Regions from separate parts of the Homo sapiens genome. Here region 1 is linked to region 2. A link is an interaction called in ENCODE POLR2A ChIA-PET data of the cell type or tissue named here. Cell type or tissue: OCI-LY7. All regions are shown on one strand. Each heading gives the region's core, and the rest is flanking DNA. Links, peaks and the distances in the headings are about the cores only.

Region 1 (16,032 bases), core at 2,611-10,610, 190 kb before region 2:
AATGGGCATATTTATTTATTTATTTATTATTTATTTTTTATTTTTTGAGATGGAGTCTCACTCTGTCGCCCAGACTGGAGTGCAATGGCACAATCTCGGCTCACGGCAACCTCCACCTCCCAGGTTCAAGCAATTCTCTTGCCTCAGCCTCCCGAGCAGCTGGGATAACAGGCGTGCACTGCCATGCCCGGCGAACATTTTTTTTTTTTTTTTTCGTATTTTTAGTAGAGACGGGGTTTCACCATGTTGGCCAGGCTGGTCTTGAACTCCTGACCTCAAGTGGTCTGCCCGCCTTGGCCTCCTGAAGTGCTGGGATTAAAGGCATGAGCCACCACGCCTGGCCCATTATTCTTCTTTTACTAGCAGTTTCTAGTGTCCATTAACTAATATTTTCACCTTTGTCGTTGTTGAGACAGGGTCTTGCTCTGTTGCCCAGGCTGGAGTACAGTGACGTGATCACTGCTCACTGCAGCCTCCATCTCTCAGGCTCAAGCCATCCTCCCACATCGGCCTCACAAAGTAGTTCAGACCACAGGCATGCCCTACCACACCCAGGTAATTTTTGTATTTTTAGTGAAGATGGGGTTTCACCATGTTGGCCAGGCCGGTCTCAAGCTCCTAGGCTCAAGAAATCTGCCCACTCATGGCTTTCCAAAGTGCTGGGCCACCATGCCCAGACACTATTTTCATTTATATACAACCAGACTTTCAAAAATAGTGTCCAATGAATGAAGTGTCATATTACCATTCTAAAGCCAAACTTTTTCCGGGTACAGCATAATTCCAAAAGACCAACTACACATTTTCCCCAGGTGTGGACTGACTCACTGCACAGCTCAACCACCCATGCCCATGGGGAAAAGAAAGACTCAGGGAGATCCCTACCTACGCAAGTCAGGAAATTCTAAAAACAGGAAAGAATCTGCAGGCACAGGTGCCAGGAGGCCGCAGCACACTCGGTGGTCCCCAGGCTCACTGTGGCCTGCTTTAGAGAGGACATCTGCCTGAGGAGCGGACATGGCTTCTGCCACTGCCTCAGTGCATACCATTTTGTGCTCTGACAGAAAGAGCAGTGAGAAAACAAGTAAAAATGAGAACTGTAACACACCACTCTACCCAGATCAAAACCAGTGAGCTCTAAACACTCACAAAAAAAAAAAAAAAAAAAAAAAAAAAAAAAAAAAGCCGGATGCGGGGGCTCACACCGGTCATCCCAGTACTTTGGGTGGCAGAGGCGGGCGGATCACAAGGTCAGGAGATCAAGACCATCCTGGCTAACATGGTGAAACCCCGTCTCTACTAAAAAAAAAAAAAAATATACAAAAAAATTAGCCCGACTTGGTGGCAAGTGCCTGTAGTCCCAGCTACTCGGGAGGCTGAGGCAGGAGAATGGCAGGAACCTGGGAGGCAGAGGTTGCAGTGAGCCGAGATCGAGCCACTACACTCCAGCCTGGGCGACACAGCGAGACTCCGTCTCAAAAAAAAAAAAAAAGGAAAAGAAAAAGAAGAAGAAGAAGAAAAAGCTTGCAGGGGATGCAGGAGGCATTCTCCAGGAAAACAGCTTGGGTTTCATTAAAGACGAACAGTGGTTTTTCATGTCTCTGGGTTGCTACTACTTCCATTCATGTCAATCTCGGTTTAAAAAGCATAGTGTGTTTATGAATGACTTTTTAGTATAACAAATGTAAACCTGAGGTTTGGAGGTGAAGGGAGGCCTCAGATACATGCCCTTAGGGCCTTCCTTCCCCCACCAAGAAATGAAAAGCAACTGCCACATGATCAACTTGGTTCAGAAAACCATCCGGTTGGCATTAGCCTTTGCATTACAAAGATTTCGGCGTCCTGCAGCTTTTTCATTTATTTGGTTGGCTGGTTGGTTGTTCTGCCTCCCCCTTCCCTTTCCCATGAAGTTTTTTCCTTTTCCCTAGACTTCCCTATATGCAACGACATCACGGCTCCCAAACTGATCATACAGGAGAGGAAGGAGGACCTCTGGAATCTCTAGGATGAACAAGAAGAGGGAGACCACAGGAAGGTCTGCGGCTCTCCAATGGCCTGCATAGTAAGATTATATACTCAGTAAGGCAACCCCAAATCCCTCAATAAGTTCAAGTGTCCCTGCTACAAAAGCAAATGGCATCGGAGAATGGAAGAGAGGCCACCAAGCAGCACACAGGAGCCGTTTCTGAAGATTTCAATGTACCCGCACTTTACTCACTCCACTGACTTTTTCCCAAATGCAAAGGGCCCGTTTTTATCAGTGCTTTTTCTCATACACTAACAAAGATGGCTTTTAATGTAAAATTTTGGAGCTAGAAGGTGCTAGAGTTTCCTAAATCTAACTTACTCATTTTTCAAAGAAACAGAAGCTCTGAGAAATGACGTGTATTGCTCAAGGCCAGAACCTTAGCTGAGAGTCTGCCCTGTTGGCATTCAGTGTGGCGATTAGAATAGGTCTCCCAGCCAAAACATATTATTTTATAAAAACAGTAAAGCAATTGTTTCTTCCATACAAGTCATTATAAGCTGTTTATTTTCATTTTTGTGAGGAGGAAAAAAGGCAAGTAATATAAACTACTTTCAAATCACAATTTTTACAATGACCCGATGGTAAATAAAATTGTAGTTAAATATTTATTTCATTTCAGTCTAATAATCAGGTTAAATCAAGAGCTCTAAAAAATTAGCTATTAGTAAGTGAGTGCTAAAAATGATATACGTAATTTTAGAATATTCTCACATGCAATGAACACGTACCATATGCACAGATGCATGCATACAGACAGCAACAAATACAAACCTGTGCACTGAAAAATGTAAATGGTATCTCAATCACGAACCAAGTAGAAAGATGTGCACACCATGATCTAAAATTGGGTACAATTTCGGTCCTGTGGAAAGAGACAATCGTACCAACATGCTTTTTTTTTTTTTTTAAAGAATGCATTATGAAGAAAAGTAGTTGAGAAAGCTTAGTCACTTTTTTGTGGCTTACAGCTTTTTTCTCCTCTTTTATTCCAGGCTTAAACAAAGTTCAGTGGGGCATCAAAATGCCTGTTTTAAATTACAGTCTATATTTTAAAATAGAATGCACGCACGGCATGTTCCTGAAGCTAGGGGGTGGGAGTGTTATTCACGGAAAATTGAAGGCTTGTTGAGTCAATAATCTTCTTTCACACAGTAACAATTTTCCGCTAAAATTTCTTGACCCAAACAAAGGAAAACAAGACCATTCAGTTATTTTACAACAATTTAGAGAAGGCAAAAGAAAAAGATGAGAAAACAAGAGAGACACCTCTAAAATCCTACATTGTGAGGGAAGAATGGGAAATTTTGGCTCAGGTAGAACCTTCTCTACATGTATTTATTTCCTCTCCTAAACTGACAGTTAACATTAAAAATTGTTACTTCCAGTCCCAAAGAAACATAAAAGCAAATAACCAGTCTACAAATGCTACTATGAGCTCCTGCTGGTTATATATCCCTTGTTATATAAAACAGATGTGTGCCTTCAGAGTTACCTGCGAAGTGAAAATCTGTAAATTAAAAGCTATTTCCCACCTAACTTGGATAATATAAAGTAGAATGCATTCAACGCCTCACACTGGCCATTGCCTGCAGGAGCTGGAGGCAGCAGATCCCAATGCCCAGGAGAAGCAATAGGAGGAGGAGGATGGGTGGGTGAAGATGGTGGCATCTAGCCCAACATGGCAGGCACTGCCATGCCAAAACCAGAAGTGCAGGCTAGGGTGAGAAGAGGGACCTCAGAACATTAGAGTCATGTGTTTTTTTTTTTTTCTTTTTAGCATAAAAAATAAAAAGTTACACTTGCAGGAGCTGCAGTCCTGCCCTGGCCTCTGCACCATTGTGGAGCTCCTTGTAAGCTCTGCTCTAGGTGGCTCTAGACTCCCTGAGACCCACTCTGGCTCCCCCTTCTGCTGGCCTGAGGCCCATGGGGTCCACGCTGCCTCTGTGGCCCAGGCATCCAGACCACAGAAGAGCTCCGTGGCCTCACAGAGGTCACTGGAAGAGCTGCAAGCTGGTCAAAGCCTGCCCATCCCTCACTTGTTATGGCAAAATTTGTATGCTGACTTTTCTATTAGCCAGGAATATCTGCATTTATCATCTCTTACTTAATGAGCCTCATTTATCAACTATAGATCATCCTTATCCTTCTATTATCAAAACCAATATCCTGCAAATCAGTTATGCTTCAGCCTCTCTTAATCTCCAATTTTGTCTAGTGTCTATTTTTTTATAGTACTCCTTCATACTCCTTCATTAATTTTTTAGGAACTAATTGACACTCCTATAAAATGGGTTGAAATTCATTTCCCCCATATTTTAAATGGAAATCTTCAGAATACTATATGAAAAAGTTTTCAGGGGCATGCTTAGTTGAAATGTATTTTAAAAAATTAAACAAATTCTTAAAATTAAAACATTACCACTAAGCAAATATCTCAGCTATGACGAATTCAGAATTTTATTTTAACGGGAACTGAGTATGTCAACTTAGAAACACTTTGCACACAAACATCTGAATTATTTAAAAGCAAACTATAGTTCTTTCTCAATATTAATTTATTCAGACTTTCCATTATATTTAGCCTGTTTTTTCCTGGAAGAATTCCAAACTGTTAAGGTTTTATTGAATTTTCATTTACAGAACAAATATTTAAATGGAAGATTGTTTTGAAAGAAGGAGACAGACATACCTTCCTGCTTCCTACCTTGTTCAAGTTCAAGCATTATCCTCTATTTTCAAAATGACTATCAATATCATGAAAATATCCTAGGGAATAAAATCACAGGATATCACATCCTAAAGAAATAATCCATTTTGGAAAATAAACATCTGTCAGAGTCACTATCATATTTTCTAAATTCAGGTTTTCCAGCAAGGTCCTGAAATGCTCTTAATCTTAATCCAAAAATAACTGATATCTCCAGATAGAACAGACCAGTGATGAAAATTATGTTCAAGAACTTGATGAATCCTAAGAAGCTGAAGTATTGCATGTTCCCTTTAAAACTTCCCCAAGACATCAAAATGCATCTGTACCTTTGGTTTTGAAACGATGCAGATGATAAGGTATGCCTGTAGCTGTTCTGGGGGACAGGGCACCATCCTTCAGAGAACCTCCTCTTCCTCCCTGGCACAGGAGGCTTCCATTTTATAAAGTATTTTCTCTGAAACTCTAAAACTCAACATAGCCTAATAACATTTTGAGAATACTGATAATAAACAGCTTAAGTCTTCAGCAACACACAGGCATCATCCATGCCTGAACACTGAGATAAGCCTGATGACAGATATGGGTTTTCCTTCATTAACTTATAATTTTTTTAATGTTCATAAGGATTTGAGAAGGATCAATCAACGGAAGACAGCTCCACTCTTAACCTTTTAATGACAACCATTTAAATCAACCTCAAATAAAAAGGTTTCAAAATACTTCATTCAATAGCCATACACCTAATTCTTACCTGGTAGATTTTAACTTTTGCCAAAACCTGCCAGCTCACAGGTTCAGATGGTCTTAGCAATTTACATTTCTAGCTGGGTTGGACTGAGAACTAGCAAAAAGCTGAACCCAGTTAAAAAGCTTTTCCCGGTAGTTTCCAATCATTCACAGTATTATCAAATCTACATGCTTAGAACATCCATATGAATGTCAGCAATATTCAAACATGCTTCCAAAACACATGACCTTTTGCCACTAACCAACGTAAGTGTCATTAAAGATTAAGAAACAAAAACCAACACAAACAGAGTATTCTTCTTGAATTAAAGGCAGAACGCTGCATGCTCTGCGGCTAATAGCCAAGCCCCAAGAATATTCTTGGTAATAAAAGTTTTCCAACCATTCTCTTTCAGGCTTCCAATATCCTGTTTAACACCCTCTATTTCAAAGAACGACCAGCATTTACTACCTCCTTCCTTTCACAAAGAGCCAAAAAACATATGTTTTATCTAAAGCCCAATATTTCCGTCTAATTGCAAACTCAACAAAAGTGCCATAAGCACTATTCAACACATTCAGGGATTTTTAGTTAACTCAGAAAGATCAAACCGTTTTCATGCCAACCTCTTTAGATATTTCCTATTTAAGGAAGAAAGGGTCACAAAGAGGTTTTTAATGACCTGATGAGCCTTCTAGAACAGCCAATATTTATAGAAATATTTCACAAAGTCCTAACAAAGCAGTCCATTTTCAAACGCTCTTAGAGTATGACTGCCAAACTGATTGTATTCCAAACTGATTGTATTCTATATCTTAGGTAAACAGAATAATGAACCTCCTATCTGAAATACAAAGCTAGCAGCATGCCTCTCTGAAGAATAAAACAAATTAGTTATTTTTAAACTGAGGAATATTAACAACTCTTCAGATCCCTGGAGGGAAAAGCACTATAAGAAAGTGCTTATATAGTGTTTTATAAGAAAATAAAACTTTTTCCTTTTTCATGTTTACTTCCCTTTATACATGTTTACGAATATTTTATTAACTACCCATCTGTAATATAATTACTGAACTTATGATTACCATTTCTGTCAATTAATTTTTTATAAGTAAAAAAGATGTATTACTAAGAACAGAATGCTTTTAGGGTATTTTTAGCTTAATTATCCAAAGTGTCCACTTCTTTTCCTAAAGCTATGGTTACCAAAGTAAATCCAAATGTCACTTGGTAAAATAGAATCATTTTAAGAATAACACCCACCTGGCGATGCAGACATCCACCCATTTAATCACTCAGCAGCACCAGCACAGAGAGCACAGGTGCCCCGAGAGCCATTCAATGCCACCTAACAGATCCCTTAGCAATTAAAAGAAAATTCTGAAAATGAGGAAATAATTTATTTTAAAATAATTTTTATAGAAATTTTTGAGGAAAATATTTACTGAATAGGACATAATAAATACCATGAAAAGCTTCTAGTGAAATAGGGGAGCGAAGACAATGTTCAGGATAACTATAATAAAAGGATAAATAATAAATGCCACAAGAGGTGAAAATTTAACAGAACACTCAACAAAAAGTGTATTAAATCATATTTGAGGGCTATCTTGGAATATAAATTGAGGGATATCCAATGTTTATGAAACAAGAAAATAAGTAACTGACAGCATCTTTTAGACATTCCACTGTGTCTTTAGCTTAAATGCTAGGTTTATTTCATACCAATATTAGAGGTCGTGAAAGCTAAATGTGCTCAAATTTTAAGTGATAATAGTCTAAGAAAGAGAGCTCTTCAATGTTAAGATTTATCAATAACAGTAATACCAAGGATGTATAAACTAATACAACTAAACAGGGAAATGCTGTACGACTAAGAGGTATAGAAATAAGTGGACGATATTAAGGAGGATTTGTTCAGTGCTTAGGTCTGAGTCCACTAAGCAAAAAGTAAATATGACTGGTCATGGCTCCAAGATAACGAGAGAACAAGTTATTAATTTATCAATCATTTGCCTTCTGCAGATGATGTGAAGGTCTATCTAAGTTAGCTGGAAAACATAACTGCATTGCCTACTGAAGGTCATCAAGAATTTAATGGCATGCAAATATAGAAAAACAGGTTCACACAACAGTGAGGACAACTTGCTGAGGGATCAAAGTATAGATGTAGCATAAAGATATTGGAAATGCCTTGATTTCTTATAATGCAAAGTTGTTACATTGTAACAAACATGCTAAAGAAAAATCTACTTAGGATACAGGTAGAAAATATCACATGCAGAAACATTACAAACCTATCTGTAAGCAAAAAGACTAAGAAATTACTACTTGAGAGGCATTCTTGTCATCGTCATTACATAAAATGAACAGAATAATTACACATTAGAATCACTATGTTGCATTTCATAAATGGTACAGATAACACAATATACTTAATTCCAAATTACAAAACTACAGGTTTCAAATATCATGGATTGACTGTAGGTGAAAAGACAAAATTTATATCCCTGACACCTGAAAAGGAAAACCATAGCACAACAGTAAATCTACAAAGGATCCAACAGCAAATTCAGATGTGATAACAAATACAGCTTCATGGGCTCTCCAGAATCAACCCAGCCAAGTTAGAGGACTACAGTATCTAATAAAAGTAACATTGTAAAATACAGACTATTAGAGCCGTAACAGAGTATCAACAAATCATTCCCTGAAACCACAATGACCTTAGCTGTGTGCAACTTATTATAAGTATCCACATAAATTAAAATATTTGTAAGCCCCATACAGAAAGTTTTTACACATGCAAAGCCCTCGTGGAAAAAAAAAAAAGTGGTGCAATAAATTTCATTTAACTACAGCCAAATTTCATCCTAACAGATTGGGGGTTTTAGGTGTAGCAGGTTATCTTACAGTTTGTCCTTTATTCAGTAACTGAATCTTCTACATACTTAACATAAAACCTGGAAACTCTGCTCTCTAAAGATTATTGAAATGTGTTTGAAGTACTATTGAGTCAACCAGCATCTTATTTATCTGTGAGTTACAAAAACGGAAAGAAAATACCAATTGGGGTATTTCATTAAAAAAAAAACTTACATTATGGACAACTTTAAATACTTTTGGGAAGTAGGCAAGATAAAGGTTAAGGAAGATAGCTGTTATACATACATAACAAGACAGAAATAGAACAATTCAGAAAACATTTAAACAGTTGATGACTATATTCGTTCATCTCCTAAATGCCTTCATCCACTCTTCCAGCAATCAACTTAAAAGCTCCTATCCCAGACCAAACTCTTCAGTCAGTTATCTGAAACTACAATACTTCATGCCATCCCTAATAACACTGTAGAGTTAGCTGAATGTCAACCATCCAATCCAACACAGATCCATGGCAAAAGGCACGCACTAGTGAGTGATGCTGAAGTTTCTGAGTAGATATGAAGAAAGCAGTTTACCACAAACTATTTTTATAGCTATGCAGAAAATCTGCATCCATTTATGACAAATTTACCAACCTGTGTCACAGTACAAAATCATCAGCCAATGACAAATCTACAAGGTCGAACCTCTCCAAAACCACTAAAAAACTGCTGAAAAAAGTGGAATTCACTGTTTACCTGCTTCCCATGCATCTATTTAAATTTCATAGAACCACAAAAGCTAATTTCCAAATACTTGGCAAATGTAGTATTTATCGACAGCATGCATGCCTCTGTCTCTCTCCTTCTCTCTCTCTCACACACGTACACACTACATGCTTACCAAGCTGCGAACTATCTGCTACAGAAAGTTTAGCAGCATACAACACAAAATCCATTACCTATTTCCCTCCTTCAAAACCAAATACCTAGACAACAAATACATTAACACTACTAAAGGGGGGGGGAAAAACACCACAATAAGATTTCACCCTCTCTCACATAAAAGTAAAAGGTATAAAAATTAGAGTTTCAAAAATATATCCATCAGATTCAAAGACAGTAGACATCCTGTGGTCATCACTTACCTTCTCTAAATCTGCATATACATTAAAATGTATATGGTATGGTACGCATGTCAAATGTCATGTTTAACATTCACTACAAATGTCTGTTCTCAAATGTTTAGAAGTAATAAATCTAAGTTAATGCAAACATAGTTGAAATTCCAATTAAAATCATGGCTATACTGAATTCCCATCTTAAAACAAACCTTCTCCATAGAAACTAGGCAATGACAACAATTCTTCAAATAAATGTAAAAATATTTATTGGTATAGATTTATTCTTTTTTTTTTTTTTTTTTTTGAGATGGAGTCTCGCTCTGTTTCCCAGACTGGAGTGCAGTGGTGCAATCTCGGCTCACTGCAACCTCCGCCTCCTGGGTTCAAGTGATTCTCCTGCCTCAGCCTCCTGCAGATTTATTCTTTTAGTTAATAAAGAAGACTTCCTTTAAATTAGGTTCTCTATAAAAGAAGGCAAATTAAGTAGATATGAACTATTTATGAGCATCAACATGATACCCCATATAATAGCCACTACTCTTATAAATAGAAACCCCAATCACCATATACTATTTATTGGTGGAAATAAACAGCTTTGTCAATTTTTTTTTTTTTTTTTTTGAGATGAAGTTTCGCTCTTGTTGCCCAGGCTGAAGTGCAATGGCGTGATCTCGGCTCACCACAACCTCTGCCTCCTGGGTTCAAGCGATTCTCCTGCCTCAGCATTCCGAGTAGCTGGGATTACAGGCAGGCACCACCACACCTGGCTAATTTTGTATTTTTAGTAGAGATAGGGTTTCTCCATGTTGGTCAGGCTGGTCTTGAACTCCCGACCTCAAGTGATCCGCCCACCTTGGCCTCCCAAAGAGCTGGGATTACAGGCGTGAGCCACCGCGTCTGGCCTCAAATTTCAAACTACCTTCTTTTGGGTGATTTCTCATTACATAAATAGAAAGTCCTAGAAGAAATTCAAATTACTATCAGGTATTTTATCTCATCATTTGTATCCTTTGCAAAGTGCAAATTTCTTTTAAGTTTTGACTCCTCTAAGGACACCTCTGTTCTGTATCGCTGCCAAAAAGCAACAGCCTAAAGAAAGCTCAACTGTACAACAGCAATAACCACCTGCACACAAAATCGACCAGCCGCATAAAACCTTCCAACTGATGTCTACACTCTGCAACAGAGATATATACACATGAAATAGACTTATCCAGGACTACAGAGCTCCTAAAAGGTAAACCTTGAAAAATTGACCACAAAATAAACCTGAAGTCTAGAAACTTCTCAATCATGTCATAATATAAAGTAGAACAAACAAAAACAACAGCTCTTTCTAAAAGTCTTTAACTCATTACATTTCCAAATCAGCACAATAATGTCTTACTGGTAAACTTGATGGTCTTTCTTGCTGTATTAAGTTCAAGTCTTCATGGTTAGGTTTTCCGGGGGCCAGAGGAGGTTGAGATCTAGTTCCATAGCCTTCCTGAGACATGTCCTAAAAAAAAACACAAACACAAAGCACTTCATAAATATCTCAATGAGTTATAAGCTTCTTCAGTAACTAAAATTAAACAAAAGCTTGGCTGGGCACAGTGGCTCATGCCTGTAATCCCAGCACTTCGGGAGATCAAGGCAGGCAGATCGCTTGAGCCCAGGAGTTCAAGACCAGCCTGGGCAATGTAGGGAGACTCCATCTCTACAAAAATAATAAAAAATTAGCCGAGTGTGGTGGTGCAGCTACTTGGGAGGCTGAGGTGGGAGGATAGCTTGAGCCTGGAGGTGGAGGCTGCAGTGAACTTTGACTGCACCGCTGCACTCCAGCCTGGGTGACAGAGCGAGACCCTGTGTCAAACAAAACAGAACAAAACAAAACAAAAGCTTATCACAACCAACAACTGTTACATTTTAGCAGGCATATAAATATGTTATGGCTATAATTTAATACATTATCAGAAGCAAAAATTTTAAAAAGCAGTGAATAACAGCAGAAATATAAACTATATATATATATATATATATATATATATATATATATATATATATATATAATTAACAACTAAATTTATTATGAGACCATACCAAGTACTGTATTTGAGTTTTGCAGGAAGAAGACTAGTTCATAAAAACAGGGAGGGAGGTCAGCTGTAGCCAAACCAAACTGTCTTTAAACCCAGAGTGAACCCAGAGCAAACCAAAAGCTCCCTGGATTGTTGAATTCCGATTTTGGTCAAACTGCCTTTAATATTACCTCAAAAAGTTGAAATAACTAACGAAAACCTTACTATCAACTATATCTTAACAGGTCCTCTCAATTACCCACATAACAGCGTAAATCGTTATTAAGCTCATAGGATCCTGAGGTTTCTATAAAACCAATAAACACGCATATATAGAACTCCATATGTTCATGGGGCATAGTTTTCAGAGAACCATCATAAAGAATAAAACAACAGTGGGGAACAAAACACACCCAAAAAACCTGAATAGGCACAATAAACTTATAATTAACACGGCCTTTCTGGCATCTTGTCAAACACTCTTCCAAGAGGTATTCTGCATGGTTTCAGCATTGTGCTGAAATAATTAGCATATATAACCCAAATACCACACCACACCACATTTACTGTATACCAGATCTCTAGCTACCTGTGTATGCTCAGCTACTAAACATTCTACCATCGTTTCCCCCTGAAGTCAAACAGCAGGACAGAATTGTTAAATACTTATTATAGCATGTCTCAATTGGCACTGAAAGTTGAAGAACCAGTTTCTAATTGAAGAGAAAAAAAGAATGGAAAATATTGCTTTAAAATAAAATTATCTCCCTTCCCTTGTCAGTTCAAATATGTGTTGGTATTAAAGAAACATCATATACAAGTTCTACTTCTGTTAAGTCCCTGGAATATTGCTTTAAAAATTAATGTTTATTACTTGAAATCCTATAAAAAGCTTCTGCTGTCCCACCCCTTTCTTGCACACTTAAAATTACATGGCTTCTTAAGCCAGGAAACTTTGGAGCAATAGCTGGTACCACCAAGTACACAAGCTGTACAAACTGGATTTAACCAGCCTAGTGTTGGTGCGACCTGCTTTTCAACACGCTCTGAAATACAGGAGCGTGCCAATAATTCCAGCTTTTCACATGTAGCCCTTCTTCCCTTTAAATACATCTCCACCAAAAAAACAAACAAACAAAAAACAAACAAAAAAAGCCTCAGATATTTAACCTCTACTAGTAATGTACCCAGTTCATATCATATTTTTCTAAGAGAATTCAATGCTATTTGTCTAGGTTTTTATTTGATAACAATAAGGTGAGAGTAAGCACAGGCAATCCAAGGACACTTACAGAGTGGCTCTGCAATCTGGTTGCCAGCAGAGGGTGACAATTAAGCTTGTGGGGCACAAAAGCAAAGGCTGAAAGATTATGACCACTCTCCCCACCACCTTCCCCCTCAAACACCACGTTTCTTCCAGATTCTAGATTTCCACTTGTCACACAGACTTCCCGCTGGGTGCCCTGCAGGTTCCTTTCCATAAACAGCATGGATTTCAAATCAAGCAGGGCACAAGGCCTCTATTCAGGGGCCTTCACCCTGTTACAAAAAAGCACAAAGGTGCAGGACAGCCTCACAATGGGCAAACAAATGAGCAGGCCCCGCCTCCTCCTCCAACACACGTGCACACAGTGTCTGCCCAATGCCTACTTTTTTTTTTTTAAAGTAAACTTCAGCTAGGAAATAGTAACAGGCTCAAAAGTCCTATGCATATTACCCTTTTATGTTTCTTTTTATTTTCTCTTCTTCGCTCAATGAACTGCTTTCTAAAGAGGCTGAAAAAGATCATTACAACTATAGTGGATAAACATTTCAATTTAGACATCGTCCCCCTAAAATAAGCAACACAGACTAACAGACTATGAAAGCTATCAGAAAAATGTATTGTGGCCTTATATTTCACTCTTTAAGGCTTTAAAAGTTCAAAATAATTAGATGCCACCAAAATCTCAAATACTATTCCTAACCACAAGAAGCTTTCAGCTATTAAGTACAGTTGGAAATAAAATCAAAACAAAATTTAGTGAGAACTATTGAAAAGGAAACGTGTTCTGCCTCAGCTTATGTTTGAACATAAGTATTAATTTAATAAGGGAGCACATAGAAAAGGTGCCAAGTTTAAACCTAGAACAATCAACAACTACATATAACTTACAGTGGGACTATAAAGTCTGTTTGGCTGTTTTAATAATGATATAAAAATATTCCATAAGAAACTTGAGCTTTTTCATCTTAAAAAGCTATATTTATTTTTTGGTACATACTTATTTTCATCTCAAGAAGAGCAAATACACAGTAAAAAGGCAATGACAGTATCAGAAAATAAAGAATATGTTCAGCATCATATTTTATAAACAAAGAAGCACAGCTTTACACTTTAAAACATTACTGCCATCTTTGGTTATTTGTAAGTTTAAGCAGCCAGTGAACACCAGTGTGTAAACCAATATACACATATAAATAATTACATTTATCTGCTGTATAGAATGCCATATTGTGGTAATACTGCAATGCACAAGAACCAGGCAATGGAAATGAGGTTTCCCCTTTCAGAATTCATCAGTACTGTTTTTCTACATCTCACTCACAATCTTTTAACCATTGATGGACTCTGGCCTTAACCTTCTTTATGTTACGAGTCAAAGGTTAAAGGGAAACTGACTCACAAACAAAGGTGTGAAAAAAGTTTAGCGTAGTAGTAATTACACATTTGTTTCAGAAATTTTCAGTTTGGTATTTCTTCACCCCGCCCCCCCCCTTTTTTTTTTTTTTAAGAAACAAGGTCTCGATCTGTGGCTCAGCCTAATCATAGCTCACTGTAGCCTCTAACTCCCAGGCTCAAGCAATTCTCCTGCCTCAGCCCACCCATGCCTCCCTAGTAGCTAGGACTACAGGCACATACCACTATGCCTGGCTGATTTTTTTTTTTTTTTTTTTTTTTTAAGACGGAATCTTGCTCTCGTTGCCCAGGCTGGAGTGCATCGCGCAATCTCAGCTCACCGCAATCTCCACCTCCCGGGTTGAAGCGATTCTCCTGCCTCAGCCTCCCGAGTAGCTGGGATTACAGGCATGCGCCACCATGCCTTGCTAATTTTGTATCTTTAGGAGAGATGGGGTTTCTCCATGTTGGTCAGGCTGGTCTCAAACTCCCAACCTCAAGTGATCAGCCTGCCTCGGCCTCTCAAAGTGATGGGATTACAGGCGTGAGCCACCGTGCCCGGCCTAATTTATTTATTTTTTTAATATTTTGAGAGATGGGGTATCACTATACTTCCCAGGCTGGTCTCCAGCTACTGGCCTCAAGTGATTCTCCTGCCAAAGTGCTGAAAATCAGGAATGAGCCACTGTGCCCAGGCCTCTTGTAACAAATGTCGTAGACGCTGACTGAATGCCTACTATGGGCTTATTCCCTTTGCGAGGTACTTGAACATATCACAGTATGAAATGAAACATGACCAGGAGGAAAACACTAGTATCCCACTTCTACTACAGGAAAGGGTAAAGATAACTATTACAAGGGCCTAGTAGAAAGGCCAGGAGCAGGAGTGCTTCTGTTTTCTTTCATTAGGAAATGAATAAAATCCAAATAGCAATATGTAACTTTGAATAAAATGCAGAATAACCAAAACGTCAAAGACACTTTTTAAAAAATTAAAAAGGGAAAACATTCCCATGGTATAAGCTTTGAATTTTTTTTTTTTTTTTTTTTTTTTGAGACTGAGTCTCGCTCTGTAGTCCAGGCTGTAGTGCAGTGGGCGCAATCTCGGCTCCCTGCAAGCACTGCCTCCCGGTTTCAAGAGATTCTCCTGCCTCAGCCTCCCGAGTAGCTGGGACTACAGGCATGTGCCACCACACCTGGCTAATTTTTTGTATTTTTAGTAGAGATGGGGTTTCACTGTGTTGGCCAGAATGGTCTCTATCTCCTGACCTTGTGAACTGCCCGCCTTGGCCTCCCAAAGTGCTGGGATTACAGGCATAAGCCACTCTGCCTGGCCTAGCTTTGGATTTTTTTATTTACCTTTCTGCAATTTTTCAATGTGTTACCAAGTTTAAATGTGAATTTAAATCCTTTTTCCTTTATATACAACTAGAGCATATTTTCTGTAAACAGCACGTTGTTCAGCCTCTTAATATATTGTAGAGCTCATTCTATATCTGCAACTAAATATCTACTTTATTCTTTTTTTTTATGGCCACACAACATTGCATTATTTGTAGGTGGAGTAACGTATTTAACCAGTCACTTATTGATGTACATTTAGGTTGTTTCCAGTCTTCCGTTCTTCATACAGCACTATAGTAAGCATCCTTACGCATATATCTTCACATGAAAATCTCTGTAGCATCAATCTTTACAAGTGAAATTTCTGTCAAAGGGTTGTATATGTCCATTGTCACACTGCTATAAAGAAATACCTAAGACTGCATAATTTATAAAGAAAACAGGTGTAATTGGCTCACAGTTCTGCAGGCCGTACAGGAAGCATGGCAGCTTCTGCTTCTGAGGAGGCCTCAGGA
Region 2 (16,032 bases), core at 5,093-13,092:
CGCCTGCCTCGGCCTCCCAAAGTGCTGGGATTACAGGTGTGAGCCACCACGCCTGGCAAGAGAAACTTTTAAAATGTCTTCTAAGATCTTAGGAAAGTTATATCATCTAGAAAAGAGATGTTCATATTCCACTGAAAGTCCATTGTGAGAAATTTTCTCACACATTTTGCTGTACTGGCAGTCTTGTGTTCTGTATAGAATTTGTTTTAATATAATTTATTGCAAAAGCTTTCTGAAGGAAGCAGGAACCATGAGAAAAATTTTCAAATAATATACTGAGCAAAGTTTGGTGTGACAGTTCTGCAGAATATTTTCTATTTTCCTCTCACTTTAGAATTAAGTATTTTTAAAAATCTTTGACTTAAAGAAAATCAGTACATACATATTGGCAGATCACATAGAGAAAAACTTTTTTTGAGCCTCAATAATTTAGAAGTCATGATTGTTTGAATAAGGACAAGGTAAAGTAAATGTATTAAAGAGTAGAAGAATTAGAAATCACTCAGCACAGACATCCTCATACCCAATACCTCTCGCAAATACACATACACATCCTCACACCCGAGACACATCACACATCACTATATAAGGTGAGAATCCTCAGCTGCTAAACTAACAAAAAAGTTGCACAAGAAAAAACAAATTGGGCCAAGGCCCACAACAACTCTGGGACCCTTGAGAGCCAAATATAAATCCACACTACAGGAGTCAAATTCATAAATACAAAAATTAGCCGGGCATAGTGCATGCACCTGTAGTCCCAGCTACTTGGGAGGCTGAGGCTGAGAATCGCTGGAGCCTGGGAGGCGGAAGTTGTGGTAAGCCGAGGTCATGCCACTGTACTCCAGCCTGGGCAACAGAGCAAGATTCTGTCTCAGAAAAAAAAAAACAAACAAACAAACTGAAAATACAAAAGAGAGGTTAGGAGGCCTGGAGGACAGAATGAGAAGTACAAAATAACTATACTTTTATTGGCATTCCAGAAATACAACTGTAGTGACATTCAAAGAAACAATGGGGGAAGAGTAATACTGTAACAGTTCATGTATTGTATAGCTGCTCCAGACAGAAAACTGAAAATTATGCACAGGGAAATTATTAGAATTAACAAGAGAATTTAGCTGGATAGATGCAAAATAGACATACATTTTTCTGGAAATGAGTATTTTTTCTTCTGAGTTTTTAATTTTATTGGCATAAAGTTGATTAAAGCATTCTCTTAACCTTTTAATTTCTGCTGCATCTGAACTTATGACACTTTTGTCAGTTTAACAATATTTATTTTTGCCTTTTCTTCTTTTGTTTTTTTGAGTAGTCTTACCAGATATCTACTTTTTTAGACTTTTCAAAGAGCAGTATTTTGGATTCCTTGAGCATTTCTATTATTTATGTGTTTCCTATTTAATTGACTTCTGTTTAATTGATCTATTATTTATATGGTGGTTATTTATTTGGTTTCTGCTCTCATCTCTATAGCAGTCTTCATCCTACTTTTTTGTGATTTTTTTTTCTGTTATTCTTTAACACTCAAGTTTGAAAACACAGCTACTTAATTTTCAGCCTTTAAGCATCAAGTCTATAAATTTCTCAAAAAGTACCATTTTTCTACGTCCCTTAGTATAGCTGTGTATATAAGTGAGATGGTAGATAAGAACATACTTATAAAAACAAACAAGAGTAGAATACATAAGGGTACTTAGGACTTAACACTAATACATCACGTCACACACAAAAACCAACTCTATGTGTATTAATGAGCTATATGTGAAATACAACCCTACAGAAACTTTAGAAGTTAGTCTGGGAGAATACTCATCTGAACTTAGGGATGTAAACATTTTCTTAGACAGGAAACAAAAATTGAAATCCACAAAGGAAAAATTGACAAATTGGCCTACATTTAAAATGAAAACATCTATTTATCAAAAGACACTCTAATGAGAATGAAATGACCAGCCACAGACTAGGATGAGATATTTGCTAAATGTGTAATTGTCAAGGGATTAGTCTCCTAAACATGTAAAGAATTCTTACAAATCAATAAAAAAGACATCTATTTTCACCAAAGAGTCAAAATAATTACACAAGTGTTTTATAGATGTACAAAATGTCACTCACTCATTAGCAATCAGGAAAATACAAATTAATTCTGCTATGAAGTACTGTTACACATCCACAAAGTTTGCAAAAATGGAAACCTGACACTACTGTGCGTTGAATGGGATGTGAAGCAAGACAATTTCTCATATATTGTTGATGGAAGTGTAAATTAATTGTCACTCTGGAGACCAATTTTGCTATGTGAAAATGCACATACATACTCTATGACCTAGCAATTCCACTCCTAGGTGTAAACTCTAGAGAAACTGTCCTGTTCCAGGAGGCATTTATGAAAATGCTTAAAGCAGCACTATTCTTTTATTTTTATTTTTACTTTTATGTTTTGGAGACAGAGTCTCACTCTGTTGCCCAGGCTGGAGTGTAGTGGCATGATCTCTGCTCACTGCAACCTCTGCCTTCCGGATTCAAGTGATTCTCCTGCCTTAGTCTCCCGAGTAGGTGGGCTTACAGGTGCATGCCACCACGCCTGGCAAATTTTTGTATTTTTAGTAGAGATGGGGATATTTAGTAGAGACCATGTTGGCCAGGCTGTCTCAAACTCCTGACCTCAAGTGACCTGCCTGCCTTGGCCTCCCAAAGTGCTGGGATTACAGGCATGAGCCACCGCGCCCAGCCCAAGCAGCACTATTCTTACTAATAAAAAAACTAGAAGCAAATCTATGTCCATTGACAACAGAATGAATAAAATATGGGTGACAGAATACTATATAGTAATGAGTATGAATAAATTACACCTGTGTCCATCAATGCACGAGAATCTGAAGAACATAATTTTGAGTGGAGAAAACAAAGAAAAACACAGCTTTAGTCAAATGATATACAGTTTAAAACATGCATAACTATATTTCTTTGTGAAACTACAAGGAAATGATAACTATCGAATTTAGGATTATAATGGTCTCCAGAATGGAAACCAGCGGGTCTAGGGAGGCGGACAAGGAATTCAAAAGCAATGGTGTGGCTTTGGCACTCTTTTCCTACACTTGAGGGCGAGGACATAGGGGTTGTACTATTATTCATTTTTTGTTTTTTCCATTATACTTTATACCTTACATATTTTTAAAATATTGTTTTGTATCTTCTCAGTATTTATTAAAAACAATTAAAAAAATAAAATGCTAAAGAGTGACACTTTTCCAAAATTGAAAAAGGACATAAATCCTCAGATTGTTGAAGTGCCCCCAGGCCCTTGCAGGTTAAATAAAAACAAATTCAAAACTAGACATATGAGAGTGGAACTGCAGAGCACCAAAGACACAGAAAAGACAGGGGGTAAAATAGGCTACCTTCAAAGGAAAACGTTCAATTCTGTACAACAGTGACACACCCCAGAAGTGACATAACAATTCTAGGTGCTGAAAGGAGGGAAAACCCCTGGATAGAATTCTTTTTTTTTTTTTTTTCTGGGACAGAGTCTTGCTGTATCACCAGGCTGGAGTACAGTGGGGCGATCTCTGCTCACTGCAACCTCTGCCTCCTGGGCTCAAGCAATTCTCCTGCCTGAGCCTCCTGAGTAGCTCGGACGACAGGCACACGCCACTATGCCCAGCTAATTTTTGTATTTTTAGTAGAGACAGGGTTTCACCATGTTAGCCAGGATGGACTCAATCTTTTGACCTCATGATCCACCTGCCTCGGCCTCCCAAAGTGCTGGGATTACAGGCATGAGCCACTGTGCCTGGCCAAGGGAGGAAAACCCCAGGATAGAATTCTTTATCCAGCCGCTTTATTCAAGAGTGAGGGCTAAATGATCACCCTATTAGAATTCACCATTAACAGACCTTCACTGGAAGAACTACAAATAAACAGTCATGTGTCGCTTAATGATGGGCATACATTCTGAGAAATGCATCGTTAGGCACTTCCATCTTTGTGTGAACATCATAGAGTGCACTTACACAAAGCTACACAGCATAGCCTACTCCACACCTAGGCTGTGTGGGACAGCCTGTTGCTCCTAGGTTACACACCTGTACACCATGTGACTGTGCTGAACACTACAGGCAACTGGAACACAATGCTAAGTATTTTGTGTATCTAAACATAGGAAAGATGACAGCAAAAATACAATTTAAAAGATTTTAAAATGATTCACCTGTATAAGGCACTTACCATGAATGGAGCTTGCAGGACTGGCAGTTGCTTGGATGAGTGAGTGAGTGAGTGGGGAGTGTCTGTGAAGGCCTACGACTTTACCGTATGCTACTGTAGACTTTATCAACACTGGACACTGAGGCTGCATTCAATTCATTCATTTCTTCAATAATAAATTAATCTTAGCTTACTGTAACCTTTTCACTTTATAATCTTAATTAAAAAAAACTTTTAGACCTTCTTTCCTTCCTTCCTTTTTCTTTCTTTCCCTCTCTCTTCTCTCCCTCCCTTCCATCCTCCCTTCTTTCCCTCCCTCCTTCCCTCTCTCCCTCCCTCCGTCCCTCCGTCTGTTCGTTTTCTTTCTTTCTTCTTTCTTTCCTTTTCATTTTTTCCTCTCTTCCCTCCCTCCCTTCCTTGCGTCCTCCCTTCCCTCCCTCCCTCTTTCTTTCCTTCCTTCCTTCCTTCTTCCTTTCTTTCTTTCTCTTTCTTTCTTTCTTTCTCTCTCTCTCTTTCTCTCTTTCTTTCTTTCCCTCTCTCTCTTCCCTCCCTCCCTTCTGTCCTCCCTTTCCTTCCTTCCTTCCTTCTTTTCTTCCTTCCTTCCTCTCCTTCTCCTTCTCCTTCTCTTTCTCTCTCTCTCTCTTTTGCTTGGATGGGTACAGTGACTCACACTTGTAATCCCAGCACTTTGGGAGGCCAAGGTGGGTGGATCACCTGAGGTCAGGAGTTCGAGACCCGCCTGGTCAACATGGTGAAACCCTGTCTCTACTAAAAATAAAACAATTTAGCCAGTCATGGTGGCATGCGCCTGTAATCCCAGCTACTTGGGAGGCTGAGGCAGAAGAATTGTTTGAACCTGGGAGGTGGAGGTTGTAGTGAGCCGCGGTTGTGCCATTGCACTTCAGCCTGGGTGACAGAGCAAGACTCTGTCTCAAAAAAAAAAAAAAAAAATTCTTGCTCAGTTGCCCAGGCTGGAGTCCAGTGCTGCACTCATAGCTCACTACAGCCTCGAAATCTAGGGCTCAAGTGATTCTCCCACCTCAGCCTCCCAAGTAACTGGGACTACAGACACGTGCCATCAGGCCCAGCTCATTTTAAAATTGTTTTTAGAGACTGGAGGTTCTCACTTTATTGCCCCAGCTGGTCTTGAACTCCTGGCTTAAAGCCATCCTCCCTTCTCAGCCTCCCAAAGCACTGGAATTACAGGCATGAGCCATTGTGCCTGGCCTTTTTTGACTCTTCTGATAACACTTGAAACATGAACACAGTAAAGAGCTGTTCAAAAATATTTTCTTTCTTTATATGTGTATTCTATAAGCTTTTTTCTTTTCGTTTTTTTTTTTGATACAAGTTCTCACTCTTGTTTCAAAAAACGTGATACAATGTATCAAAAAACAACCTACAATAGTGATGTCTTGTCTGGAGTGCAGCAGGGCTTTTATGGTTCACTGCAGCCTTGAACTCCGGGACTCAAACAATCCTCTGGGCCGGGCACAGTGGCTCACGCCTGTAATCCCAACACTTTGAGAGGCTGAGGCGAGCGGATCACTTGAAGTCAGGAGTTTGAGATCAGCATGTCCAACATGGTGAAACCCCATCTCTACCAAAAATACAAAAAAAAAAAAAAAAATTAGCTGGATGTGGTGGTATGCACCCATAATCCCAGCTACTCGGGAGACTGAGGCAGGAGAATTGCTTGAACCCAGGAGGCAGAAGTTGCAATGAGCTGAGATCGCACCACTGCACCCCAGCCTGGGTGACAGAGCGAGACTCCGTCTCAAAAAAAAAACCCAAAACAAACCAAAACAAAACAAAAAAAGCAATCCTCCAGTTTCAGTTTCCTGATTAGCTGGGACTACAGGTGTGTGTCACCACACCTGGCTAATTTTTAACTTTTTTTGTAGAGACGAGGTCTTGCTTTGTTGCCCAAAGCTGGTCTTAAACTCCTGGCCTCAAGCCATCCTCCCACTTTGGCATCCCAAAGCACTAGGAATCCAGAGGTGAGCCACTGCACCTGGCCAAGCTTCCTTTCGTTACTTTTTTAAAACACTTTTAAAATGTTGGCCAGGCGCAGTGGCTCATGCTGGTAATCCCAGCACTTTGGGAGGCCAAGGCAGGTGGATCACCTGAGGTCGGGAGTTCGAGACCAGCCTGACCAATATGGAGAAACCCCATCCCTGGTAAAAATTCAAAATTAGCTGGTGTGGTGGTGCATGCCCGTAATTCCAGCTACTTGGGAGGCTGAGGCAGAAGAATTGCTTGAGCCCAGGAGGAGTAGGTTGCAGTGAGTCGAGATCATGCCATTGCACTCCAGCCTGGGCAACAAGAGCGAAACTCCATCTCAAAACGAAAACAAAAACAACAAACAAACAAACAAAAACACCTTTTAAAATATTGTTAAAAGCCAAGATACAAAGACATACACTAGCCTAGGCCCAGACAGGGTCAGGATCATCTACATCACTGTCTTACCTCCACATCTTGTCCCACTGGAAGGTCTTCAGGGGCAGTAACACACATGGAGCTATCATCTCCTGTGATTACAATGCTTTCTTCTGGATACCTCCTGAAGGGCCTGCCTGAGGCTGTTTTACAGTTAACTTTTTAAAAAATAACTAGAAGGCGTGCACTCTAGAATAATGATAACAAGTATAATATAGTAAATATAAAAGCCAGTCACATGTACTGTATATAATTGTATGTGCCATACTTTTATATGACTAGCAGCTCAGTAGGTTTGCTTACACTACAAACAAGTGAGTGATGCATTGCATTATGATATTACAGCAGCTGTGATATCACATGGGCATTTTTCAGCTCCATCACGATCTATGGGACCATTGTCATATGCGCAGTCCATCATTACGTGCTGCATGACTGTACTTGATCAATAAGGAAAAGGGACCCGGAAGAGAGATGGGAAAAATAAGGAGAAATGGTAAGCAAAGGAATTAAATAAACAGGTCAGGCACAGTGGCTCACACCTATAATCCCAGCACTTTGGGAGGTCAAGACAGGCGGATCACTTGAGGTCAGGAGTTTGGGAGCAGCCTGGCCAACACAGTGAAACCCATCTCTACTAAAAATGCAAAAATTAGCTTTGTGTGGTGGTGCATGCCTGTGGTCCCAGCTACTTGGGAGGCTGAGGCAGGAGAATCACTTGAACCTGTGAAGCAGAGATTGCAGTGAGCTGAGATCACACCACTGCACTCCAGCCTAGGTGACAGAGCAATATTTTGTCTCAAAAAATAAAAATAAATAAAAATTTTTTAAAATCTTTTTGAGTCAAGGTCTCACTCTTACCCAGGCTAGAATGCAGTAGTACAATCACAGCTCACTGCAGCCTCAAACTGCTGGGCTAAAGGGTTCCTCCCACCTCAGCCTACCAAATAGCTGAGACTGCAGGTACATGCCGCCATCCCCGGCTAATTTTGTAAAATTTTTTTGTAGAGACATACGATCTCACTGTGTTTTGCAGCCTGGATTTAAACTTCTGGCCTCAAGCAATCCTCTTGCTTCAGCCTCCCTCGTTGCTGGGATTACAGGTGTGAGCCCCTGCACCTAGTTCAGCAAACATGACTCGTAAAACAAAAAAAGCTGAGTTTGGCCCAAGTTTTGTGGGATCTAAAGCTTTAATAGTTTGGCGGGGGAGTGGGGGGGGGTGCTTTTTAAAGAAAGGAATACCAAATTATTAATAAATACTTAGGTACAAAAGTTTAGATTTACTGAGAATAAAAATAAAAATCACGACAATTTAAGTTGTAGTTAAGTGCCTCAAAACATCACAAAATCCGGGACTAAAATACAAGCTTCAATTATTTTATTATAACCAATCCCTTTCTTTTTTATACATTTTATTCCTTACATTTTTTGGCTATATATTCTTTGATCACCTCTTAATGTGACAATAATTTCTAAGTATCATCTTCTATTTTAAAAAAGTAGAGAGATAAGTCTGTCTTGTAAGGATAGATTAGTCTTCTAACACAGTAGGTCAATATTTGTGGTTTGTTGGTTTGTTTGTTTTTAGAGATGCGATCTTACTATATTGCCTAGGCTAGAATGCAGTGGCTAGTCACAGGTGTGACTGTGGCACACTACAGCCCCCAACTCCTGGTGTCAAATGATCCTCTTTGCCTCAGCTCCCGAAGTAGCAAAATTTATTTGTTTTTAATCAGTCATAGTTGAGAAAAGTTTATTTTAGCTTCACAATTTGTTATTGGTAGTCGAGGGGAATCCTCAGACATAACTTCAGCCCTTTGATCTCACAGTCACAGCAAGCTGGTCAAGGTCGACTGGGTTTTACCACACCCAGTATCCCTGCCACCCTCGGCCTTGCCAGGGCTGTTGTCAGGGGCAGAGCGTGTGCCAAAGGGACCATGAAGCCCGGTCACATGGCCCTGGGGCTGGGAGTAGAGCCGTGTCGCAGAATGTTTTCCTTGGGGAAGAGGCTGATGTCCTAAGGTTCAAGTTGTCACTGGGGCCTGGTACCCAACCCCCATGCTGCAGCTCCAGGACTACCACTAGGGTGAGCAGAGTGACCTCCAGGCTGGCAGAGCTGCCTTCCTCTAACTCTCCTGGGGCTACTTCTTCTTCCCGGACCTTGGAAGTGTCTTTGCAGACTAGGGAGCTGAAACTGAAATATCAGCTCCAAGGTAAATCAGACTTTTGCAGGGAATATGGAAAACAACTTTCATAACAGCAGCAATAATAGTAACAATGGTTAGAGGAACAACTGTTTCCCGCTCATATGTCCATAGAGAGGAGAAAAGGTCTACTCTAATCTCCTCAAGTGATAATATGAGAACACTGTGCACTTCTTTCTGCCTCCTCAACCATTCTTCCACCAGGCAGGAGGACTGCAAAGTTTAGAAGAAAGGCCTCAACGTGCTTGGCTCAGCCCCTACTGTTTTCTCTCCTTCAGAGCTGCATCTCCCAGAGAAGCTGCATTCTTGTCTGCGTGGTCTGTGCAAACAGCCTTATTGGGGACACTTGTTGTTGTCCCACTCTGCCATCAGGCATGAAGCCCATTTAATTCAGGAATACAGTATCAGCAAGCTCATCTGTCCACAGATCTAAAATCTCTCTCTGCAATCAGACCTACCTGAAATAAAGCTAACATTGTATTTTGATTTTCAACTCTCATTCTTGCCTGTTTCCACCCTTATTTCTCCATATGAATTCTAATTTCAAGACAGGAAGATAAGTTCTGTATATGAGATACCCTACAACTCTAATAATAAAGGCTAATTTAGAGAGATTTTCAAAAACTGGTAAAACTAACAAATTAGAGAACAATAACATGGGGAGAGAGAAAATGGAGCTACTGTTGAGCTTTAGCTTTTTTAAAAATTAAGCATGACATACTCAAAATTTAAGGGTAACTTCTAAAAGGAATAAAATACGTGTCTTTCAAAACACTGGAGGAGGAAAAAAAGGCAACAAACTCAAGAAATGCAGTAGAGAGCAGGAAAAAGTAAAAACCCAAATAATAAGAAAAAATATGGTAACTAGAAAACATAAAATAAGATGATAGAAATAAATCCAATATAAGGAATCCTCATAAATGTAAACATGAAACCACCTGTTACAAATCAGAGATTATCTGAATTGAAATACAAATTTTATCTATGTTTTATGCTCTCATGTTCTTCAGAAACATAAAATACAATGATTCTTAAAATTTGAAGTAAACTTATTGAAAAATATTTCAGGTAAGTACTAAACAAATAAAGGTAATGAAACAATACCAATTATATGAAATAGAATTTAAGGCAATAATGTTAGGTATAAAAAGTCATTATTGACTAATAAAAAGAAGAGTTATCAAGAAAATAAAACAATCCTGAACTTGTTTGCACCCAACAATATAGCCACAAAAATATATAAAGATAAACAATGATAGATAAACTAAAAGAAATTGTTAAATTCCCCAATCATGGTAGGTTTTTGTTTTGGTTTTGTTTTTTGCATGGCTGATACAGAGTAGTTTTATTCTTTTTTTAAAAATTCCGGGATACATGTGCAGGATGTGCAGGTTTGCTACATAGGTAAACGTGTGCCATGGTGTTTTGCTTAATACCATCACCTAGGTATTAAGCCCAGCATGCATTAACTAATTTTCCTAATGCTCTCCCTCCCGCCATCCCACATGGTAGATATTTTTAACACATCCCTCTCAGAAACTGACATAGCAAGCCAATGAATAACTAGGAAATATAAAATGTCTTGAACAACACAATTAATAAGCACATTCTAGTGGACATATACAGAATCCTGCCCCCAATAATTAGAGGAAACAGATAATTAGTAGAGTGACCACAGTCTAGACACAACAAATACATCAACAAATACAAGCAGGCCAGGCACAGTAGTGCACACCTGTAATCCCAGCATTTTGGGAGACCAAGGCTGGCAGATCGTTTGAGCTCAGGAGTTCAAAACCAGCTTGGACAACATGGTAAAAACCCTATGTCTACAAAAAATGCAAAAACATTAGCCGGGTGTGGTGGTGCGGGCCTGTAGTCTCAGCTACTCAGAAGGCTGAGGCTGGAGGATCACTTGAGCCTGAGAGGTTGAGGCTGCAGTAAGCTGAGATCGTCCCACCGCACTCCAGCCTGGGCGGCAAAGTGAGACCCTGTCTCAAAACAAACAAGCAAACAAACAAACAAACGAACGAACAAAACCCAAATACCAACGTATTCACTTCCTACAGAGCACACTTCATATTACATACAATGCAATGTAGTCAGAAATGTAAAAACCAAAAAAATAGTTTAGAAATTCTATCATTTTAGCCAGGCGCAGTGGCTCACGCCTCTAATCCCAGCACTTTGGGAGGCCGAGGCGGGCAGATCATGAGGTCACGAGTTTGAGACCAGCCTGACCAACATGGCGAAACTCCGTCTCCACTAAAAATACAAAAATTAGCCGGGCGTGGTGGCGGGCGCCTGTAGTTCCAGCTACTCGGGAGGCTGAGGCCGGAGAATGGCGCGAACCCGGGAGGCGGAGCTTGCAGTGAGCCCAGATCGCGCCACTGCACTCCAGCCTGGGCGACAGAGCCAGACTAGTCTCAAAAAAAAAAAAAAAAAAAAAAAGAAAGAAGAAAAAAAAAAAGAAATTCTATCATTCTAGAAACCAAAAGCACTTCAAAATAGATACTTACATAGATATATAGATGGGTAAACTATATGAAAAGGCAATTCGATCGATAAATAAAAGATGACGAGATCGTACTATAAAACCAACGTCGGCTGGGCGCGGTGGCTCACGCCTGTAATCCCAGCACTTTGGGAGACCGAGGCAGACGGATCGCAAGGTCAGGAGATCCAGACCATCCTGGCTAACACAGTGAAACCCCGTCTCTACTAAAAATACAAAAAAATTAGCTGGGCGTGGTGGCAGAAGCCTGTAGTCCCAGCTACTCCGGAGGCTGAGGCAGGAGAATGGCGTGAACCCAGGAGGCGGAGCTTGCAGTGAGCAGAGATCGCGCCACTGCACTCCAGCCTGAGCGACAAAAAAAAAAAAAAAAAAAAAAAAAAAAAAGCCTACAATCCACTAGTACTTTTATTTGTTGTCTTGTTTTTATTTTACTTACTTTGATATTGTTAATCCATTTAGTATTTGTTTTGTTATATGGTAGGAATCTAAATTTTTCCTCCTCCAAACGGTTAACCAAATGTCTCAACCTTTATTGAATATGTCATCCTTTATTTCCTGATACAAAATGCTCTCTGTAGAAAAACCTAAATTCTCTTATGTCCATGGATCATTTTTAATTCTCAGTTATGCGATGTTGATCTATACATCTATTTTTCTACCAATTCCATTGCTTTAATTATTCTAGCTTTTGAATAGTGTATAATAACTGATACGGTATATTCTTCCTGATAAAATTTTTAAAAGATTCTTTTCCATAAATAAATACAAGTTCACCATTTAAGATGAGTTTTAGAGTAATTTTGTTTTGTTTTATTGAATATTTTAGAGACAGGATCTTGCTTTGTAAGTTAGGCTGGAGTGCAATGACAACATCATAACTCACTGCAGCCTTGAGCTTCTGTGCTCAAGCAATCCTCCTGCTTCAGCCTCCTGAGCAACTAGTACTACAGGTGCATGGCACTTTGTTTGGCTAATTTTTAAATTTTTTGTAGAGACAGGGTCTCACTATGTTGCCCAGGCTGGTCTTGAACTCTTGGCCTCAAGAGAGCCCTGTACCTCAGTCTCCTAAAGCTACTGGATTACAGACATGAGTCACTGTGCCTGGCCTTTAGAATGCTTTTAATGTTCCAACAAAACAAACAAAAACACATAAATCCACCACAATTGAGACTTTGATTTGAATTTCATTATACTTTTGGACTCATTTGCAAATATTTAACACTTTTTATTATTGACTCTTCCCATTAATATTTAATATCATATTTCTTCTTATTTTCAAATGAAGTCACTTTGATCTTTTTGCTGAGATGTTAGCAGACCCTTGAAATTAAGTCATGAAGTCTCTTGTACATGTCAATCATTTTGTTGAGAATGAGAAAGTCATAAAAGCGGCCTTTGCCTTCACTATGCTTACATTCCACAAAAGATAATGAAGCTCTAGGGGGTTGACATAAAGTCAAGTAAAACAGAAATAAAACTCCCCATACTTTATTACTATAAATACACTGTTCTGTACTTGAATTCTGCAAAGTTGGCTGAGAGGACAAGTGACAATAAGAGCAGAATGGGATTGATCTGGAGTGGTAAAGGAGATGGTGAAAGGCATTGCAGATGGCAGAAATGGCATTTGGATTAGAGAAAGCAAATCACGAAGCAAATTCGCATGTGCTCTAGGCTAGCAAAGATCATGTGAATATACAATTATCTTTTAAAAGAGGAATGAGGGAGAAGGAAACCAATTGCTAGAAAACCTTTCAAGATGAAACATCAATATAGGTTTTATGTGAGCAAAAATTTAGACCTATTGTGTCTTCTAAAAATGAGTCTGAAATAGAAATGATGCTTAAAAAAGATATTCCTGCTGCAATGGACAAATTTGGAGTAAGGAGGTAGTTAATAGTCTGGTTAGGGAATTGGTGCAATACTTTAATATGGAATTTAATTTATTTACTCAATACTTTTCATAGAATATTACTCACTATGTGCCTAGCACTGTGTTAGCATTAAAATGACATTGTTTGCATCTGAAATCTATTTTTACAGTCTTCACAACAGATGTCTAATGACACCACTTATAAAGAGGGGGAGACATACCCCAGGTACTTCTGTACTTTGTTCAACAGAAATTTAACTGCCCAAGTGGATGCGTGATTGATGTTACTCAATGATTAATGCAGCAAACTCCCTACTTTACCCGCTGCAGCAGAAATCTCCGTTTAAGCCCTTGGGATATGTAAGTGCCTCATTTCTTAAGAAACTACAGTGAGATTAGGGAGAGAGGAAGGCTTCACAAAGCAATTAGGAAGAGGGCAGTTTAATCCATCCTCCTCCTTATTGCAAAGCAGCTTTAACCAAGGTATTGCCTACTAAAATAAACTTTAATCTACAAAGGAGTTTGCAAGAAAATTTGATCAAATAGGAAAATAAGAGGAATAAATAAAACAGCTATTGGGACAACCTATTTCTCTGCTGTTTTATTTCTTTCAATGTACTGAGACTGATAGCAGAAAATCTCATTGAAATAAGCATTTCTAAGTGCATCACAGTTGCTTTTCAGTCTGCAAAAGCCACTCTCCTGTAGCATGAATATTTTATTTTTTTCTCACCATATAACTGACATCTACATGATGTGAAGCAAAATACTTTGGGTTCTTGTTGTTGCTGCTTTTTAGAATTGGAAGAGTTATTTGGAAATAGGTCTACCCCACAAAAGAGAGCTTAAAAATGTTCGTTTCTTTTTGTGCCATTAATTCCTCTCTGCCTTCCCTTACTTGTAATTAATGGCTGTTAAGTGAGACTGTATGAGAGGAAATAAAAAAGTGCTGCATGTAAGTGTAGGGTTTTTTTTTTTCTTTTAATAAAAGCACATTTAACTTTTGTTTTTAAAGCCCACTTTGGCCCTCAGACCCAGTGATGCTAATTTTCTGAGCATCCTCTCTGACCTCAGAGGCATCTTTCTCTCTTTAGTCAAGTGTTAAACAAGAGCCTCTCCACCAGGAATGCCACGGGGGAGAAATGAAAAAAAAAAAAGGGACTGATAATATTCCTACTCTAGTTCCTAAAAGCGCATATATTGTGGTTCCCAGAAGACTGAGAGACATTGAAACCAAATATTGAATCTAGGTAAAAATGACTTTCACCATAAGCTATAAATTATATAAAAAATTATACATGCTTATGGCAACAAACAAGCAAACAAAGAAACCCAACAGAACAACAACAACCACAAAACCAGAAAAAAAGAAAAGAAATGGTATGTGATAGAACAATGTATAAAGCAAAAGTACTTCTCACTCTTCAACTCCTCAGTAAAACATTTATTTATTTTAGACAAATAGGGTTATATTATATATTGTTTTCCAGCTTGCTTTTTTTTGCACAAAACAATTTATCTTGGACATCTTTCTCTACCAGTACATATAGCTCCATCTCCTCCCTTTAAGCAGAGATATCCGTGACATAGAAGACACGAGATCCTGACTGCTGGACCTTCAGCTGGGTTTTGGTTATTTACAAAACAATGTTGCTGGGTGCGGTGGCTCATGCCTGTAATCCCAGCACTTGGGAGGCTGAGGTGGGCAGATCACTTGAGGTCAGGAGTTCAAGATCAGCCTGACCAACATGGTGAAACCCCATCTCCACTAAAAATACAAAAATTAGCCCAGCGTGGTGATGGACACCTGTAATCCCAGCTACTCAGGAGGCTGAGACAGGAGAATTGCTTGAACCTGGGAGGCAGAGGTTGTAGTGAGCTGAGATCACCCCATTGTACTCCAGCCTGGGCGACAAGAGTGAAATTCCATTTCAAAAAAAAAAAAAAAACCAATGTGATGATTATGCTTGTTCATGTGTAAAAAACCATAGGATAAATTTCTAAATGGAACTGGAAGATCAAAAGATGTGTTATTTCAATTTAAAAGTAAAATTTATAGGTTAACGTTTAATACATCCTGCCAAATTGCTCTGGAAGGAGGTTTTATCAACTTGCACTCCTAGTAATGGTACCAGAGAGGGCAGATTTCCCACTTGCAACAAATGTTTTCATCACTGGCAATATGAAAGAGGAAAATTCATTTCTCAATTTTAGAAATTTTCATATCTTCAATTATAAATGAGTTTGAACTTTGCATATTTTTATTGGTCAGGTTTTTTTCCCTACAAACAAAACTATCTATTATTTTTAAATTGACTTGTTTACCTTTTAATTAATGTGTAAGAACATTTGGATATTAAGGAAATTAACACCTTGTCATACAAATAAAAAATGTTTTCTCAAGAATGTATAATAAATAATCCATTTAAAAGAATAGTCCTAGTTTTATCAGTAGACTCCTTATCCAGGAGAAATTTGATTTAAAATCATTCCTATTTAAATCTTTCATTACAGAAACTGGATTTAATCAATTTTTCCAAAGAAAATGCATTCTTCTATTTGATGTAATCTTAAAATAGTTGTTTGATGTAACTTTAATACATAGTCATTACCTCCAAGATAGATTTATATTCAGAAAGAAGAAAAAAATTCGGAAAGAACAATGAAAAGTCAAAGAATAACGATGACCATCTTCATGTCTCATGAAACCTTTAGAATAAAATAAATTAAGAATATAAGACATAGAACATTCATGGAGATTTCAAGCTTTGCTCAGAACTTTGTTC

The links. Peaks named below come from ENCODE experiments on the same cell type or tissue, not always from the same donor. Only the 100,000 strongest peaks of a DNase experiment are listed, where the experiment ranks them.
Region 1: POLR2A ChIA-PET joins it to region 2 with 10 read pairs; 5 of 35 experiments call an interaction of 5 or more read pairs at or near these places.

What each region holds. Positions count from the first base shown.
Region 1 is chr6:156,930,386-156,946,417 of GRCh38, reverse strand. It overlaps ARID1B (AT-rich interaction domain 1B), which reads right to left. Exons shown (of 20, transcript NM_001374828.1): 4 at 10,842-10,952. Among named protein-coding and RNA genes, the nearest start is that of MIR4466, 160 kb to the right of the region's middle. RefSeq lists enhancers at 1-456, 457-1,185, 3,886-4,387 and a silencer at 1,669-1,963. In OCI-LY7, for the core only: CTCF peaks have their summits at 3,767 and 3,968 (motif pointing left); a DNase peak (open chromatin) is centred at 3,937.
Region 2 is chr6:156,745,445-156,761,476 of GRCh38, reverse strand. No RefSeq gene overlaps it. Among named protein-coding and RNA genes, the nearest start is that of ARID1B, 24 kb to the left of the region's middle. RefSeq lists enhancers at 8,349-8,448, 8,639-8,708 and a silencer at 11,776-11,976. In OCI-LY7, for the core only: CTCF peaks have their summits at 8,544 and 8,746; DNase peaks (open chromatin) are centred at 6,096, 7,616, 8,496, 9,096 and 1 weaker place; H3K4me3 peaks cover 2,431 bases; H3K27ac peaks cover 4,548 bases.